Regions from separate parts of the Homo sapiens genome. Here region 2 is linked to region 1. The links are chromatin loops, found by intact Hi-C in ENCODE. Cell type or tissue: endothelial cell of umbilical vein. All regions are shown on one strand. Links, peaks and the distances in the headings refer to the core of each region. The heading gives the core; the rest is flanking DNA.

The links. Peaks named below come from ENCODE experiments on the same cell type or tissue, not always from the same donor. Only the 100,000 strongest peaks of a DNase experiment are listed, where the experiment ranks them.
Region 2: a loop joins it to region 1, with 4 times the contacts of the local background. A loop is called at or near these places in 12 of 110 quality-filtered maps.

What each region holds. Positions count from the first base shown.
Region 1 is chr14:69,456,220-69,464,173 of GRCh38, reverse strand. SLC39A9 (solute carrier family 39 member 9) reads right to left here. Exons shown (of 7, transcript NM_018375.5): 7 at 1,784-5,811. The coding sequence ends at 5,581. Among named protein-coding and RNA genes, the nearest start is that of PLEKHD1, 25 kb to the left of the region's middle. RefSeq lists a silencer at 3,837-3,886. In endothelial cell of umbilical vein, for the core only: a CTCF peak has its summit at 3,853 (motif pointing right); a DNase peak (open chromatin) is centred at 3,903; H3K27ac peaks cover 401 bases.
Region 2 is chr14:69,257,827-69,265,780 of GRCh38, reverse strand. It overlaps GALNT16 (polypeptide N-acetylgalactosaminyltransferase 16), which reads right to left and starts at 5,623. Exons shown (of 15, transcript NM_001168368.2): 1 at 5,314-5,623. The coding sequence starts at 5,490. GALNT16-AS1 (GALNT16 and EXD2 antisense RNA 1) reads left to right here and starts at 5,254. Exons shown (of 4, transcript NR_184249.1): 1 at 5,254-5,491. RefSeq lists a silencer at 4,518-4,577. In endothelial cell of umbilical vein, for the core only: CTCF peaks have their summits at 4,470 (motif pointing left) and 5,953; no DNase peak of the experiment used is centred there; H3K4me3 peaks cover 1,786 bases; H3K27me3 peaks cover 2,509 bases.

The DNA.
Region 1 (7,954 bases), core at 1,600-6,599:
TGGGGTCAAGCAATCCTCCCACCTCAGCTTCCCAAGTAGCTGGGACCACAGGTGCATGTCACTATATCCAGCTTTTTTTTTTTTTTTTTTTTTTGAGACAGAGTCTCGCTCTGTCACCCAGGCTGGAGTGCAGCGGCGTGATCTCGGTTCACTGCAAACTCTGCCTCCCGGGTTCGCGACATTCTCCTGCCTCAGTCTCCCGAGCAGCTGGGACTACAGGCGCCCGCCACCACGCCCAGCTAATTTTTTGTATTTTTAGTAGAGACGGGGTTTCACCATATTAGCCAGGATGGTCTCAATCTCCTGACCTCGCGACCCACCCACCTCGGCCTCCCAAAGTGCTGGGATTACAGGCGTGAGCCACCGTGCCTGGCCCCAGCTAATTTTTTTTTTTTAATTTTTTGTAGAGATGGGGGTCTCACTGTGTTGCCCAAGCTGGTCTCAAACTCCTGGGCTCAAGCAATCCTCCCACCTCAGCCACTCAAAGTGGCTGAGATTACAGACATGAACCATCACACCTGGTGACACTGACTTTTAAAGACTTTTTATTGAGCTATGACATAAGGTAAAAAGCACAAATCATGTGTACTGCTTTTTCACCTGCTATAACCCTGTAACCAGCACCTAGATTAAAAAACAGATCAGGCCGGGCGTGGTGGCTCTCGCCTGTAATCCCAGCACTTTGGGAGGCTGAGGAGGGCGGATCATGAGGTCAGGAGATCAAGATCATCCTGGCTAACACAATGAAACCCCGTCTCTACTAAAAATACAAAAAATTAGCTGGGCGTGGTGGTGGGCACCTGTAGTCCCAGCTACTCGGGAGGCTGAGGCAGAAGAATGGCGTGAACCTGGGAGGTGGAGCTTGCAGTGAGCTGAGATCACACCACTGCACTCCAGCCTGGGCTACAGAGCAAGACTCTGTCTCAAAAAACAAACAAACAAAAAACAGATCATGTGAGCAGGAAAAAATAAAATAAAAATGACACCAAACAGAAAAGGATTGGTGGCTATTTTGGCTAAGCCCAGGTGTGTGTGTGTTTTGATCTCAGGGAAGCCTCCCGAGTAGCTGGGATTTACAGGTACCCCCCTACCACACCTGGCTAATTTTTCTATTTTGAGTAGAGACGGGGTTTCACCATGTTGGCCAGGGTGGTCTCGAACTCCTGACCTCAGGTGATCTACCCACTTCGGCCTCCCAAAGTGCTGGGATTACAAGCGTGAGCCACCATGCCTGCCCTGAGCACAATCTTTGTAACTAGCTATACATGTAACTATACATATAGAAAACCAGCACAAAGTGGGCCAGTAGTATTTAATGAAATCTAATGACTAACCATAAGTCCACAGAGGGAGAAAAACATTTATCAAATTCACACGTCACGTTTCTAATCAAATCTCTTTAATTTCCAGGGTCAGTTGTTCATAGCATCTATCTACTCATATAACAACTCTGCCCTATGAAATGAATCCACTGTGGTTTGGATCTGTTGCCTCTTTCTCTTTTCTGAGAGTAGAGAGAGCTACCTTCGTAAATAATATTTGCTAACAACAGCAAGGCAAAAACAATTATCAATGCATTTGTGTCTTTCAGGGCAGATTGGTCTATCAAGTCCTTAATTTCCCCTCTCTCCTTTCTCCCTCCCTTCCCTAAAGGATGTGCCTGTGGTAGGTACATCTTTCTACCATCCATCACAACTTTTCATTCTCTTTTCTGATGTTCAAATACAGGTCAATTCTGGTCATCAAACAAACTGCCAAAAGGATAAGTAATGAGCCACTCAGATTAAGGTATGCACTAATAAAAATTTAATATCAGAAAACAGCATTTTTTTAACCATTCACAATTAAAGTGGAAAGAGACAAAATTATAAGGCAGCCATCCATGGAATGATTTCATGTTTACAAGGGATCCAGAAAAAGGGACATTTAAAATCACTGTTCCAGCTATTGAACCAGGGGAACTGCAGTCTTATCCCATGAGACTTCTAACTTGCTGGAAGATGCCACAAGAAAAAAAGATCAAAGCCAATCTCCTTGTGTTAAGCCACTGGGTTAGGCTGAGTATATCTAGAGAATTCCTAAATGGTTGTCTAGTTCTTTCCCACAAGTTACACATTTCCTTCAGGCCTCCTGAGGTGAATCTAGATGTCTCAGGTACAAAGAGGTTTTAATTTCACAGCATCTCCAACAGTGCACTTTGGGTGATGTGGACCATTCTGTATTGAGCAGAAATTTTCTAATGGAAGGAAGGTTCCTCTGCAGAACAACTACAGAGGATTTTCACTTAACACTGCAGCAGTTCTGGATGAATCTGGTCATGATTCTCAGTCTCCCAAGGGGCTCAGGGGCCCACAAGGCAGGAACATCCTTTGGGGGTTTGTGCTGCTGTCATACGGTTCCTGTGTTCAGTCCCTAGCTACCATGTGTTTCAGGGGCTTAATACACTCCGATGCTGGTGTGTCCTCTTAGTTCTAATCCTTGAAAAAGAGAAAAACCAGGCAGTGACACTTAGAAGTAGGCTGGTAAAAAAAAAACACAATCACATTTTCTCCTTTCTGCAAAGAAAGGACAACTCAAAACAGCCACTCCCTTTCTTTTCTCTAATGATTCAAAATACCAGAACAGGGCTCACTTGGCTGTTTTGAATTGGGAAAGAAAGAGGTGAAAGCGGGGAGAAAGAGAAAACACATAACCTCTAGGTAGGTAGTACTGTTTCCAACTGTCTACGTTCCAGTGCAGAATCTTTGCTAAAAAAAAATTTGGCAATAGTGTGCACAGGAAAACTGAATCAAACCTGGAACATCACTGCTTTCTTGAAATGGAACTGACAAGCAATTAACTGGAGAATAAGTGAGGGGAATGGAGCAGTAGTATTCTTTAACTTAATTTGCCATTTAAGAGAGCACTTGGAATCTGAAGAAAGTCTATCCCTACCAAGGAAACGGAGTCAAATTGCAATTAAGATTAACTTTGGTTATATGGAAGCAAGAATCATGCTTCTCATCATCAATTGCGTCTCTTTGGTAGCCAATAATTCCATCTGTAATCATGGCAGCAACTTAAGTATTGCCAATGTTTTCAAATGTGTTACAGCATTAAGGCATCCACATCTAAAGAGGCAGTTTTAAACAAGAGGAAAACGGAACTGAAATGTGCCAAGAAGTGAACACGGACATGGCCTCTCCTGGAATACTGCCCACCATGCCAGCAAGCTCTTCCTCCAGTCAAGAAGGCCTGTGCCACGCTGCTTGGTTCCCTGCTGCCTGAAGATGCATTTGAGCCCTATGAGATTAGTATGGCTATTTCTGTCTGCTGACCAGGAGAGAAATGAGTAGTTCTCGAGGCAGCAGCTTTAAAATCTGGGAAAGCCCATACATAGCTTCTGAGAGCTAAGAGGGCCCTGAAAGGTTTGCTTGTTAATAGTGAGGTCCAGAGGGGAAGGCAAATTTGGAAGTCAGATGGTTCAATCCTTGCCGGAGTTCAAGGCTCCATCCAGCAAGATATACTAGCCAAACTTTTAAGCATGATGGCAAGGCACTGCTGAAAGAGGCTTTGGCCAGTAGAACAAATTACCATTGCACACAACAATATGATAGAAAGCACTACTGTCCAAACCAAACCAGACACTACAATCTGCTATTTATTTGACAAAGTCAGTTTCCAGAGAGAATCTAGGCAACCATATAGTTTTGAAGGACTAGATGAAACCTCAAGTCTCACACCAGTCAGCTGTTAACATCCAATCAAGGAAGTCATTTGGACTTTCCATACTATACCTTCTCTTGGTAGTAAAATTGTATGCAATTGTTGCCAATGACTACATACAACTGTATCCTATTTGTGCTACTTTCCTCACTGTGGCCAGCAGAGGGCTCACAAGCTTTATTTCCACAGCTGCTGATCCAGTGACAAATTCATGAAGGAAATAAATCATAGGCATGCTAGCTTATGCGTCATAGAAAACGTTTTTACAAACTACTACGTCCACTGCCCTGAAGAAACTAGTCTTGGTTCCCCCTTAGTGTAATGTGTTTTGAAATGGTATAGAAAGTAAAAATAAATTAATAATACAATATTATACACTTATTTGACAAGACAGGGTTTACAAAAATTTTGGCAAATATGAAAAAAAAATTATCCTAGTCTGTTAAACACTTTTGCTATCTCAATTGTTTAAATTACCAGATTAGTGATTGTGTCAATTTACACATGAGGAGGTGGTATTTTAAGGGCTCAACAAAGCGGCATTTGACACAAAGGTAATTTCTTTGAAGGGGGATAAAGAATAAAGATATTATTATCTTCATTATTACAGTTCGAGAAGTGGTTGTCCTGATAAGAATTCATCCCACACAAATATTAACACCAGCAGTAAGCAGCAAATTGTGGCGAGGAGAGGCTAGAGGGAAAAGTTAGAAGAAAAGCAAAGAAAAGACGAAGAGACAAGAGACATGATTCCAATAAGCTTTAAATCAATAGGCAAACACTTCTCATTTATGATCCATCTTGCTACAGGTGGTTATGTGAGAAGACACAGTGTCGCCAAAGCTGACCTAGTATTTAGGTCCCTAGAGGGATTGCTGATCTGCTAAGAGAAATAATTAAAAAAAAAAAAAACAAAAAAAAAGGACAACCATACATTTTGGTAGTCTTTTAAAAAAAGCTACTACAAAGATATCAATAACCATCCAAAAATCACTTAAAATTTAATATCCCTTAATTTCCAAAGACACTTTGTGATCTGACTGTTCTTGAAGGAAAGCCTAGAACTGAAACTACTAGAACTTGGCTCCTCTCTAGGAATGTGGAGACAGGTATTCTGCAAAGGAGAACTTGACAAGGAATGCTACAAAATACCAGTCACCTCTTTAGAAGCTCCTCCCACCTCTCCTGCTCCATTTGATGGAATGGCAGGCTGGATTCAGAGAGGCACGTGCCAAAGGAGCTGTTTAAATCCCTCTAGACATCCCTTTTCAATGGATATCTCTTTTGAGTATAAAGAGAGCTTTCAATGTGTCTTGCTATCATTTTCCTGACCCTAATCCCAGATTAACTAGAATCACCTTTAGCATCTAAGTGAGTGGGTGCTATGACCTTCCATCAACGCATGTGGCATAGATGCTAAAGCACCAGTCTTACATGGTGGGAACCATGTTAAAAATCAATGGATAAAGTAGCAGAGCCTCTAAACTAAGAAGAAAGAGACATAGCTTAATTACAGAACACTGTATTTTCATAATCACTATTTCATTGTGAGTATGAAGTTCTCCTCTTTTCCTTAAAACTAAATTCCATCTTCCCTGAGAATAGGGTTAAGAGAAATATTAAAACGCAAAATGTCAAGGGCCTTTTAAAAGATAACACAATGGGATGTCTATAGCTAACTGCAACGTAAATGTGTTTCTACTCTAAAAGCTTTTCCATTACTCAGGTTTTAACCTCACCTCCCCTCTGGACTCTAGGAATACATGTAGAGATGCGCAAGGTGAGACAAGAGACTGAGGAAGTGAGTAGCTGTCACGTGCCGGCTGTTCTCACTGGATGGCAAACGGCCCTGGACCAAGGCTGGACCTTGAACATTTAATGCTGGTGTCCTACTGACAGGATGAGAGGGATGAGGCAACCCAGAACCAGGGCTGCCACTTCCAGGCGGCTGAGGCCTCTCCCTCCCGTGGCATCGGGCTTGTGGCTGTGCCCTATTCCGCCCACCTCAGGGAGGACATGTACTGTGGCAACATAAAGAAATGTCCCGGCAGAGAAAAGCATGGCCACTCCCGTGGCGTTCACCTCTGAAAGGGCTTCTTTACTGCTCTGTGAATTAGAAGAGAGAAAGAGGAAAAACTAAGTCAAGTAAAATTCAGGGTCAGGAAGAAGTCCCAGTTAAAAAACACTCACTGTTCTTAACTGGTGCTGTCTAGGACACTGGGGACATCTAGAGAACACAGCAACTTTAAGTTATTCATGGGAAGCTTCCAAATAAGGGTTTAAGAATATCAGTGATGTACGCAATTGATTTTTTAAAAAATTTATTGTAAATCAACAATTTATAATTATATATATTTATAGGGTATAAAGTGACATTATGATTCATGAATAAAATGTGGACTAATTAAATAAAACTAACATCTGTCATCTCAAATATTTATCATATTTTGTGGTGAGAACATCTGAAATTTACTCTTAGCAATTTTGATATGTACCACACACTATTATTAAACTATATTCACCACAGTTCCATCATTCTGTCCATCCATTCATTGACTGTATCTGTCTTTAGAGATGAGGTCTCGCTATGTTGCCCAGGCTGGAGTTGAGTGGCTATTCACAGGCACAATCATAACACACTACAGCCTGGAACTCCTGGGCTCAAGCAATCCTCCTGTCTCAGCTTCCCAAGTAGCTGGGACTACAGGTATGCGCCACTGCTCCTGGTTCACAATTGCTTTTTAAAACGAACTTTAAGTGCTGGTTCAACAGGTTTGGCTTGTATTATTCTTGAGATAGAATCAACAATATATTATTGCAGATATTAAATTTCAGACATAAATTTATTTATTCTACTAATATTTAACAAGCATCATCTATGCACCAGGCTCTGGGCCAGGTGCTTGAGATACAGTGGTAATCAAGATGCAGTAGTTGACCTCATAGAGCCTAGAAATATCTCTTAAGCAGCCGGGCGTGGTGGCTCATGCCTGTAATCCCAGCACTTTGGGAGGCCAAGGTGGGCGGATCACGAGGTCAGGAGTTCGAGACCAGCCTGGCCAACATGGTGAAACCCTGTCTCTACTAAAAATACAAAAATTAGCCGGGCATGGTGGCGGGCGCCTGTAATCCCAGCTACTCCGGAAGCTGGGGCAGGAGAATCGTCTGAACCTGGGAGGCAGAGGTTGCAGTGAGCCAAGATTGCGCCATTGTACTCCAGCCTGGGTGACAGGCAAGATTCCATCTCAAAGGAAAAAAAAAATGTGTGTGTGTGTGTGTGTGTGTATATATATGTATATCTCATAAGCTAATCTTTATAAAACTAATTTCAACCTTTTCTGTTAAAAAAGTAGACCTATGGACTAAGACAACTAATTAAAATTTTAAGAAAAGGACATCCCATAGATGCAGCAAGTAACTCCATGTCTCCAGAATTATCAGCACCTTCCTGTCAAAAGGTTAAAAAACTGACACTGATTACTGAAGTGATAGAGTAATCTGTTAAAGGGAACAACATACTGCTCACTGAAAGAAGAGAAGGCTCTTCAGGTAAATGGAAAGGGTTTTTATAACACACTCTTAGCATCTAAGATCAACAAACCCTTGCTTAACAGGAACTTAGCCATTCTTTATCTCATTTTTCACATGTTCCTATTAATATGGGTTTTACTGCCAAATACTGAATTGACTGATGCTCAGAAGAATCAATGACCTTTAGAGAGGGTGTTGGGGAAAGCAGTTCCCATCAACTAGCCCTGAGTCAGTTTGCTTCTAAGATTTTCCTCCAGTTGCCTGCCAGTTGACATCTGGGTAAAATGCGGAGGGTTGTTGCTCAGAGCTACAGACAGGATTATAAGGCATGGGAAGGTCCAGCTTGGAGTCAGAAGAGCACATGTTACCTCAGGTCTGAAGCTATGTTCAGTACAAAGTATTCAATAGAAAGAACTGTACAGTTACTATCTGGGGACGTGAGAGCTGGGAGAAGAGGAGGAACGTGAAAAATGAGACCAAGAATGGCTAAGTTCCCGTTAAGGAAGGGTTTGTTGATCTTAGTTGCTAACAGTGTGTTATAAAAACCCTTTCCATTTACCTGAAAAGCCTTCTCTTCTTTCAGTGAGCAGTATGTTGTTCCCTTTAAAAGATTACTCTATCACTTCAGTAATCAATGTCAGTTTTTTAAACTCTTGACAGCAATCTCTGCCCAGCTGCTGCTCTTCTCAAAGCGGCTATGTGGCTTGTTACTCACGCT
Region 2 (7,954 bases), core at 1,898-6,897, 200 kb after region 1:
GCAAGCACACTGATTAACTGAACTGAATTTACTGCCCAAGTATAATCAGCAGTTAACTCATGTCTGAAAGCTCGGCTCCTCTGCTCCTTTCCACGTCTGTTTAGCCTCCTGTGTCTTTGCTCTGCTGTTCATGGGGAAGGTGCTTAAGGTCTCCTCAAGAAGCAGACAGGGTATAAATCTTCAATCTTGTAACTGTAATGAAGGCTTGGCTATAGGCTCCCCTCTGACCTCAGAGAAGCTTCCTCCATTACAGTGAGACAGTCCCGTGGGCAACTCAGCCTGGCCCTGGTCTACCAGTGTCCTCCTACCTCTACCTTAAATGGCATTTCCAGAGCCAAGGGTTTCCTCTGCCTGCAGCAAGGACAAACACAGCCACCATGGAAGAAAGCCATGCTCCCAAAGATCTCGGAGCAGCTCGGGGGTAAATTGCTGTTACAGCACAGAAATAAAAGACCTGCAGAAGCATGAGCAGCACCCTAAAGCTAGTCCCGTGCCCTTGGACCTCTGGCCTTCCAGGAAGGTAACTCTCGGGCTGCCAGCCCTCCTCCCCACCCCCAGTCTTAGTTCCCTCTGGGCTGACCCCATGTCCCAGAGGCAGGTCTCGAAATGGCCCAGGAACAGACCCCATTGACAGGAAATCAGGCCCTTTATATCTGAACATTTTTGGCTGGGCGCAGTGGCTCACGCCTGTAATCCCAGCACTTTGGGAGGCCAAGGTGGGAGGATCCCCTTGAGTCCAGAAGTTTGAGACCAACCTGGACAACATGGAAAGACCCTGTCTCTACAAAAATATATAAAAATCAACCAGGTGTGGTGGCACACACTTGTAGTCCTAGCTATTCAGGATGCTGAGGCAGGGGAATCGCTTGAGCCCAGGAGGTGAAGGTTGCAGTGAATCATGACTGTGCCACTGCACTCCAGCCTGGGTGACAGAGTGAGACCCTGTGTCCAAAAAAAAAAAGAAAGAAAAAGAAAAGAGAAAATAAAAAAAGAAAAGAAAGAAAAGAAAAAAATCTGAACATTTTGACAAAGGGAATTGTGGGTGTTTGTGCTTCTTCCTCCTCACTCTCTTTCTCAAGTGTGGTACCTAAACCAATTAAATACAAAATCACTTTCTGTTATTATATTTAGGCAAATCATATTCCCACAGTTCCAAAATGCACACATTATAAATAAAATATAAATTATTTTAGATCTTATTAAAGCATCCGCTCTCTGAGAACACTACCAGAAAAGCCATCATTTGCATCCCCTTCTGCTAGGTAAGTGGGGGCTTCCTGCGAGGCCTCAAGGGTTCCTGTGGGACCTTCCACTGACAGGAGCATGTTCCTCCATAAGCAGAAACTTCACAACACCTTTCAGGAGAACTCCCCCTTAAAGCCATGTATTTACATCTAGAAATGGAGCTATCATCTGCTTATCTCAGGATCAACAAACCTTGCAAATCATTTAACTCAATTTCAGCCGACAAAATAACCAAGGTCCAGAGATGTTAAGTATTGTGTCCATGGTCATTCAGTAGTATCCCAATTTCAGGCTAAGAAACTCCGGTTTAAGAAATTCTTGCCTAAATCTTTCACAGTTCTAAATAGGAGACTGTTGACACAAATGAGTGCACCTATACCGAAAATGAGTAGTCTTTTTAAAAAATGTAAAGTGAAATTCCATATAACACCTTAGCCTCCCACCCATGCCTGTTAGTGAACTGGCATATGGAAAACCTAAGTCCCAAACCAAAACAACCACAAATGTTCTCGCCAACTGTGAGGACTGAAGACTCAAGGCCGGCTGTGTCAGCCCTGCCTCCCAGTTTGGCTGCTGTCCTGTCCCAGCGTGCATCAGTGTAGATTCAAGGGGATGTCCCCAAATCTACTGCCTCGCTGCATCGGGTACAGCATGGAAAAATCACAAACCTTGCCGCATCGTAAGCAGCCATATAGGGATGGAATCAGTATCTCCCTTTAGCTTTACAGATTCCATAGCCAAATTTTTCACATCAAAATTGGTGACACTTGGGCCGACAGCAGGACAGAATATTAAAAATCAGGACCTTCTTGAGAAATCTGGCCATACGGTTGCCATGCCGACACCCTGTAATGCCAAACAGGCATCTCCAAGGTCCAGAAGCAACTTGGCTGGCTTCAAATAGTCCAGACATTGTGAAAGCAGAGCTGCCTCCAGGTCCAGGCGCTTCTGCAGACCCTCCCTTTCCCAGCTCAGCTCTCTGATTCCCCAAGGGAGCAATGATGACGCCTGTCTGAATTTGCCAGCCTCTGACAGCAGGGCTAGCCACATCATTCTCTAAGAATCTGAAAATCCACATGCAGCATCCTGGCCCAACTAGACAGAGAAATGTTTCTGAATAAGCGGTTACCACAAATTGCAGGGAGAAAGTAAATCCTCAGCTGCACCTGCCCCTTTTAAGTTGAACAAAGCATTCAATGCCTGCAGAAGCTTGAACGTACATCCCCCACCTCCTTACTTAGAGCCACCTCCTTACTTAGAGGTTACAGTTGATAATAAAATATTAAGGAGATATGAATATAATACAATAATATTAGGGGGATGTGAAGCATTGACTGCCCCCAGAAATGGGTGAGAATCCTATTTCACTCCTTTAAGAAGCCTTGCTGTGCACTTTAGGAGGCTGAGGTGAATGGATCACATGAGGTCAGGAGTTTGAGACCAGCCTGGGCAACATGATGAAACCCCATCTCTACTAAAAATACAAAAATTAGCTGAGAGTGGTGGCGCATGCCTGTAATCCCAGCTGCTCGAGAGGCTGAGGCATGAGAATCGCTTGAACCCGGGAGGTGGAGGTTACAGTGAGCCGAGATCATGCCACCTCACTCCAGCCTGGGTGACAGAGTGAGACTCCATCTCAAAAAAAAAAAAAAGAAAAAAAGAAATCTTGCTGTGTGCATCAATGTGGGGATGCAAGGAGCTTCCAGCACAGTTCCCGCATGCATCACTTACATTCAGCTGCAAATCACATGGAAGAAATAACTGGAAGAGAGGAATACAATGAAACAATGCAAGGCAGTTGTCAAAAGTGGTGCCTGACGGGGGGGTCAGTGCTGGTGGAACAGGCATCTAAAGCTTAAGAACAAAGAGGGAGCTGGCTGTGCCCCTAAGTGGCCACAGAAGGCTCTGCCACTCCCAGGGACTTCCATTCTCCCTTTCTTCCTGCACCTTCACTTCCCAGCTCCCAGGTATCTCCCTGATACTCCTTCATACTTTAAACTTAGCTTCCCGCTCTGAGACCTTTTCTTACCTGCAGCAAGTCAAACCCTGTGGGAATAAGCAGGGACAAGAGGATGTTTACTGGTGATTCTCATGACCTCCAATTCCCACCCCTCAAAATGAGTGCTGAATCCTTCCAGCAGGTCCCCTACACCATTCTGGGACTCTTGAGAAATGTGAGCGGCCCTCCCAGTGCATCTTACAGGACTCTGGAAGGAGCAGGAGAGAGGTGCATGGGCCAGGTCAGGGTTCAGGTTCCGGGTTCCAAAGCAGAGGCTCTGAGCAGCAGTCTCCTGTGCTCTCTTCCCTCCTCTCCTCCCTGCCCAGCCTCTTTCTCCGCCCCTTCCAACTCAGACCCTCTTCTCATCGCCTCACCAGAAAGAGGGACAGAGCATCTGGCCAGCCTGCCTTGCCTGAGACTAGGGCTCTTCCTGCCACTGAGTATGAATGTGGCAGCCTGGGCTCCTGGAGAGGAAGCTCCCTGGGGTCTGGAGGCCACTGCTGGTTTGGACAGTTCCAGCTCCAACCTGTCCCTCTGCTCAGATCACAACACTCTGGGGCCTCAGCACAGGAGGCTTTTCCTTATCAGTTTTCTGTCCAAAGGGCGACAAGTGCTTTGGAAACAGTGTCCTGGGAGAACAGCCCAGAAGGGAACAGTGCACCTAATCAGGCTTGCCCCCAGAGAGTTCACCCAGACTGGTATCTAGGACAAAACCCACAACCTCACCCCCCCGCCCCAGGTCTCCTCAGGCAAAGCCCTGAAATAATGTTTCCTTTGCAGGGGACTCGGAATCTGGGGCAGGATGGGAATATGAGGGGACACTCTCCAATGAACTTCCCGATATTCCTGGGGTTCAGATCCGCGTCTGGATGCGTTTCTCGGATTCGGCTCCACACAAGCCTCAGCCCTCCGGACCTTGCACCTCCCCCGCGGATCTCCTCACCCCTCCACCCCCAGGCCCAGATCTTTCCTTGTCGGAATCGCCACGCTTCCTCACTCCTTTACCCCCGCCCCACTCGGCTCTCCTCTTCCTGGTCCTCATCCGGCCAGGCTGCCCCGCCCTGGTAGTTCCCGAGGGTCGTCCGAGGCTCTCGTCCACCAACCGCCCCCGTCTGGAAGAATGCGCCCGCTCGAGCGCACTCTCGGCGGGTGCCAAAGCCTCCCGCCTCAACAGGTGCCCCTGCCTGGCCACGCACAGCTCTGTCACCTGGGGCTCGGACGGAGACGGCGACAGGATCGCCCCCTGCAGGGCGGCTGCGGCTCCGCACGCCCCCGCCCGGGTCCCCAGAGCGCCAAGGGCCCCCGCAGCCCCGCCGCCGCCCCCGCTGTGCCACACTGCCTTTGTTTCCCTGCCCGCTTAGATGTCGCGAGGCTGACTTCATGCAAGGGTATCGCCAAGTTCGGGCGCTGACACTGCCCACCTACCCGTGGTGGCGGACCCTAAGGTTGGGAGTGAGAGACGCGTACAGTGCGAGACCTCTCCTCAACCCAGAGAACTCCGGGGAAGCTGGGTGTCCGCGCCGAAGAAGCGGGTTCAAGTTGACCCGGCTCAGAAGGGGGTTCGAAGCCAGGCGCAGCGCCTAGAGAGCCTTCCCCTACCCACGCCCCCACCCGATGTCCTCTGCCCCCAGAAGGCTGGAGAGGGGCTGCGCACTGCCACCTACGCGCTCGGCTGCGAGTGGTTCCCACCGCCCGCTCGCCGCGCGCTGGGCCCGGCAGCCTTCCGGGGCACACGAGGCTCCCGCAGCCCCCAGACTCCCGGCCCCGGCAGCGCAGAGCCGGGAGAGCCGCCACGTTCCCAGCCGCGCGCGCACGCCGGGCCCACCAAACTTGCAGCACTTTCTCCCAGCCCCCACCCTCTGTCACCCTCCCTTAGTCGGTGCGCCCCAGCCCCGCCGCCCGGCAGAGGTTGCCATAACAACGGGCAGGAATGCTCCAACATATACAAAGCCGGCCCGGCGCAGCGGGCACTCAGCCCTGGCCGGGCCCCGCGCCCTCGGCCGCCGCGCAGGGTCTGGACGCGCGCCGCGGCTCCCTAGCCGGCCGGCCGACGCTCGGGGCGTACTCACAATGAGCGGGATGGTGCGGTCCTCGCGGAGCTGCTCCGACCTCCTGCCTGCCCTCTGCGCGCCCCGGCCGCCGGAGGATGCTGCGTGGGCTCGGTTGTCCTGCCATAAGTAGTAGAAAGTGCCCAGGATCCAGGCTACGGTCAGGATGGCGATGGCATTGGCGCGGATCTTCCTCATGGTGGGCAGACGGGCGCCCCAGGTGGGGGACTGGGCCGGCGTGCTCTCGGGGCCGGGGCGGGGGCGCTCGCAGCCCCAGCTGTTTGTTTTCGCTCGCGCCTAGCTGCTCAGTCCTGCAGAGCAGAAAAAGGAGAGAGGTGGGGGGGCGGGGGGGTGATAGGGAGAGACAGGATCGCGGAGCGATCCTCACGGTCCTAATGCCCTTCAGCCCCGAGCGCGCGCGTCCCCCGGGCGCCCATTCATTCGTGCGCAGGGCCGGCCCCGCGCTCCAGCCGCCGCCGGCTGACCCACCAGGCCACTGCGCACTGGGAGAGAAGCGCGCCGAGTGGGAAGCGGCGCGGGCCTTCCTCCCGCGCCCGGGAACCCGGCGAGACAGACGCCCGCGGCGGAATGGCGACTGGCCAAAGCCAGCCTCGGCTCCCACCGCTAGGTGACCGAACGCCCGGCAGCTGCCCCCGCGCGGCCCTGGTCGGTCCTGCCGACCCACACCCACCCCCGGACCGAGCGGCCTTGAGTCACCGACTGGAGACGCGCGACCCCCGACCTGGGCCCGCGCCGCGAGCTGCAGTTCCGGGCTGCGCTCTGGCGCGGGATTCAAGGTGTGTTCGGCGAGTCCTTGTGTAGGGGCGGCTGGGCGGGGGAGAGTCCTGAGTTTGTACTGGAATCTGCAGCTGAGATTAGCCAGACCGGGCCCGCCCAGAGGAGGGATTGGAAGCTGGTGCACTTGACATTCGAAGAGCGCGAAGGGGAAACGACGCTGCCTCACACCCAGTGCTAGGAGAGTGCGGGTACGGCCCTTCCACATTTTTCGCTGGCCTGGGGCTCCCAGATTTCACGATGCTTCCCTCTATCCCGCCTCATTGACCCCTGGACAACCCTGAAATATCATCGTCAGCATTATTTCATCGGAAAGAAGGGCAGCAAGAGAGGCCGGATGATTCTCCCAAGGCCACACAGCTAATTAGTGGGCAGAGCCCAGTCTAGAAGCCATCTCACCATCTGACACCTTTCGACAAAGTGCAAAACGCGGTGGTGAGAGACGAGGACACAGACATTAAGATTCCGCTCCAGCCCTAGAGGCACTGAGAATCAGAACGTGAACTACTCTTCACTCCAGGCAGAAAGCAAGAGGCTTGGATGAGTTTTAGGAAACCAGCACAGTGTCGGGCACAGAGCGCTCAATGAATAGATGTGTAACAACAAAGTAGGGATCCAACAGAGGAAGAAATAATTTATTGTAAGGTGGCCTTTGGGAAAGCTCTCAGAAAGGTGGATGAATCACTTAAGAGGTAAGGAAGGGGGAGGTGAGGACAGGGGAGAGACTGCAGAAATAGGCCTTGCAAAAATCCAGAGGATGGAAGAGCTTGATGTGTTCAAGAGAGAGAGCTGCCAGGCGTTGCAGGGGGCCTAGGATTTGATAGGAGTTGAGGTTGGCCAGGCTGGGTGAGTCTGAACTCAGGAGGTCCTTGAATGCCGGGGCAGAGTTGTTGAGGAGTCTGCTTCCTGCTGGCACTGCTGGACACCATGGCTACTCCGAAGACCCACATAGGGTCCAGCCTCTAAATGAAGCCATCTGGGGAATCAGGCAAACTGAAGTCACAGCATCATGCCCCCCCACAAGCATCCCATGAGCACCACCCTGACAGATAGAAGTAAAATCAGGTGGCTTTTCTCCATTTCTCCAGCACTCGAGACTGAACCGCACATATAATAGATGCTCAATACATTTCTGTTGAGGTGAAGAAACCCTAGTTGGGTTTTTGCTGAGGAAAACCCAGGGTCATTACTGCAATACGATATCCTCACTCAGAAGACTAATTACGATGACACTTAGACAAGTCCAAAAGTGACCCACGCAGGAATGGGACCTAGAAAGAAGAGAATGCACAAAGAGGGCCTCACAAAGGGTCTACACAAGTAGCAGGGAATTTCAGGCATAAGGTGTGGCAGTCACAACAGGGGCAGGAGTCTGGAGACGCCAGATGCTCTCCCAGGTCTCTCTCCCCTGGGGAGTTTAATAAGACTGCGCCAGGGGCCAGGGCTTGTTTGCATAGATGGAGAAAACCACTGCCAAACCTCCATCTGGTTTCCGCAGGAATCATGGGGCAGATCCAGCGGTGCCATTTGTGGGAGGCCAGGAAAGACCTTGCTCCTTGGGAATCAGGCTCCACAGGCCTCTCAGGTCAACCAAGAAAATGTAAGGGAACTACCCTCCTGGTGCCCCCATTTTCACACATCTCTCAGGTGAGCCAGGTGAAAACTTGGGGAGTAGCCCTGTTGTCATAGGCTGCTCCCCTCATCCCAGCCTGGTCTGTGCATCTCTAGTTGCCTTTGGATGTGGGATTCGAAGACATCACATCACCTATCACCTCCTGGTAAAAGGCTCCAAACTCACCCCTCGGCACGGGGATGAAGCTGGACCATGCTGACTGAAACCAGACAGTTGGGGCTTCTGGTGACTCCA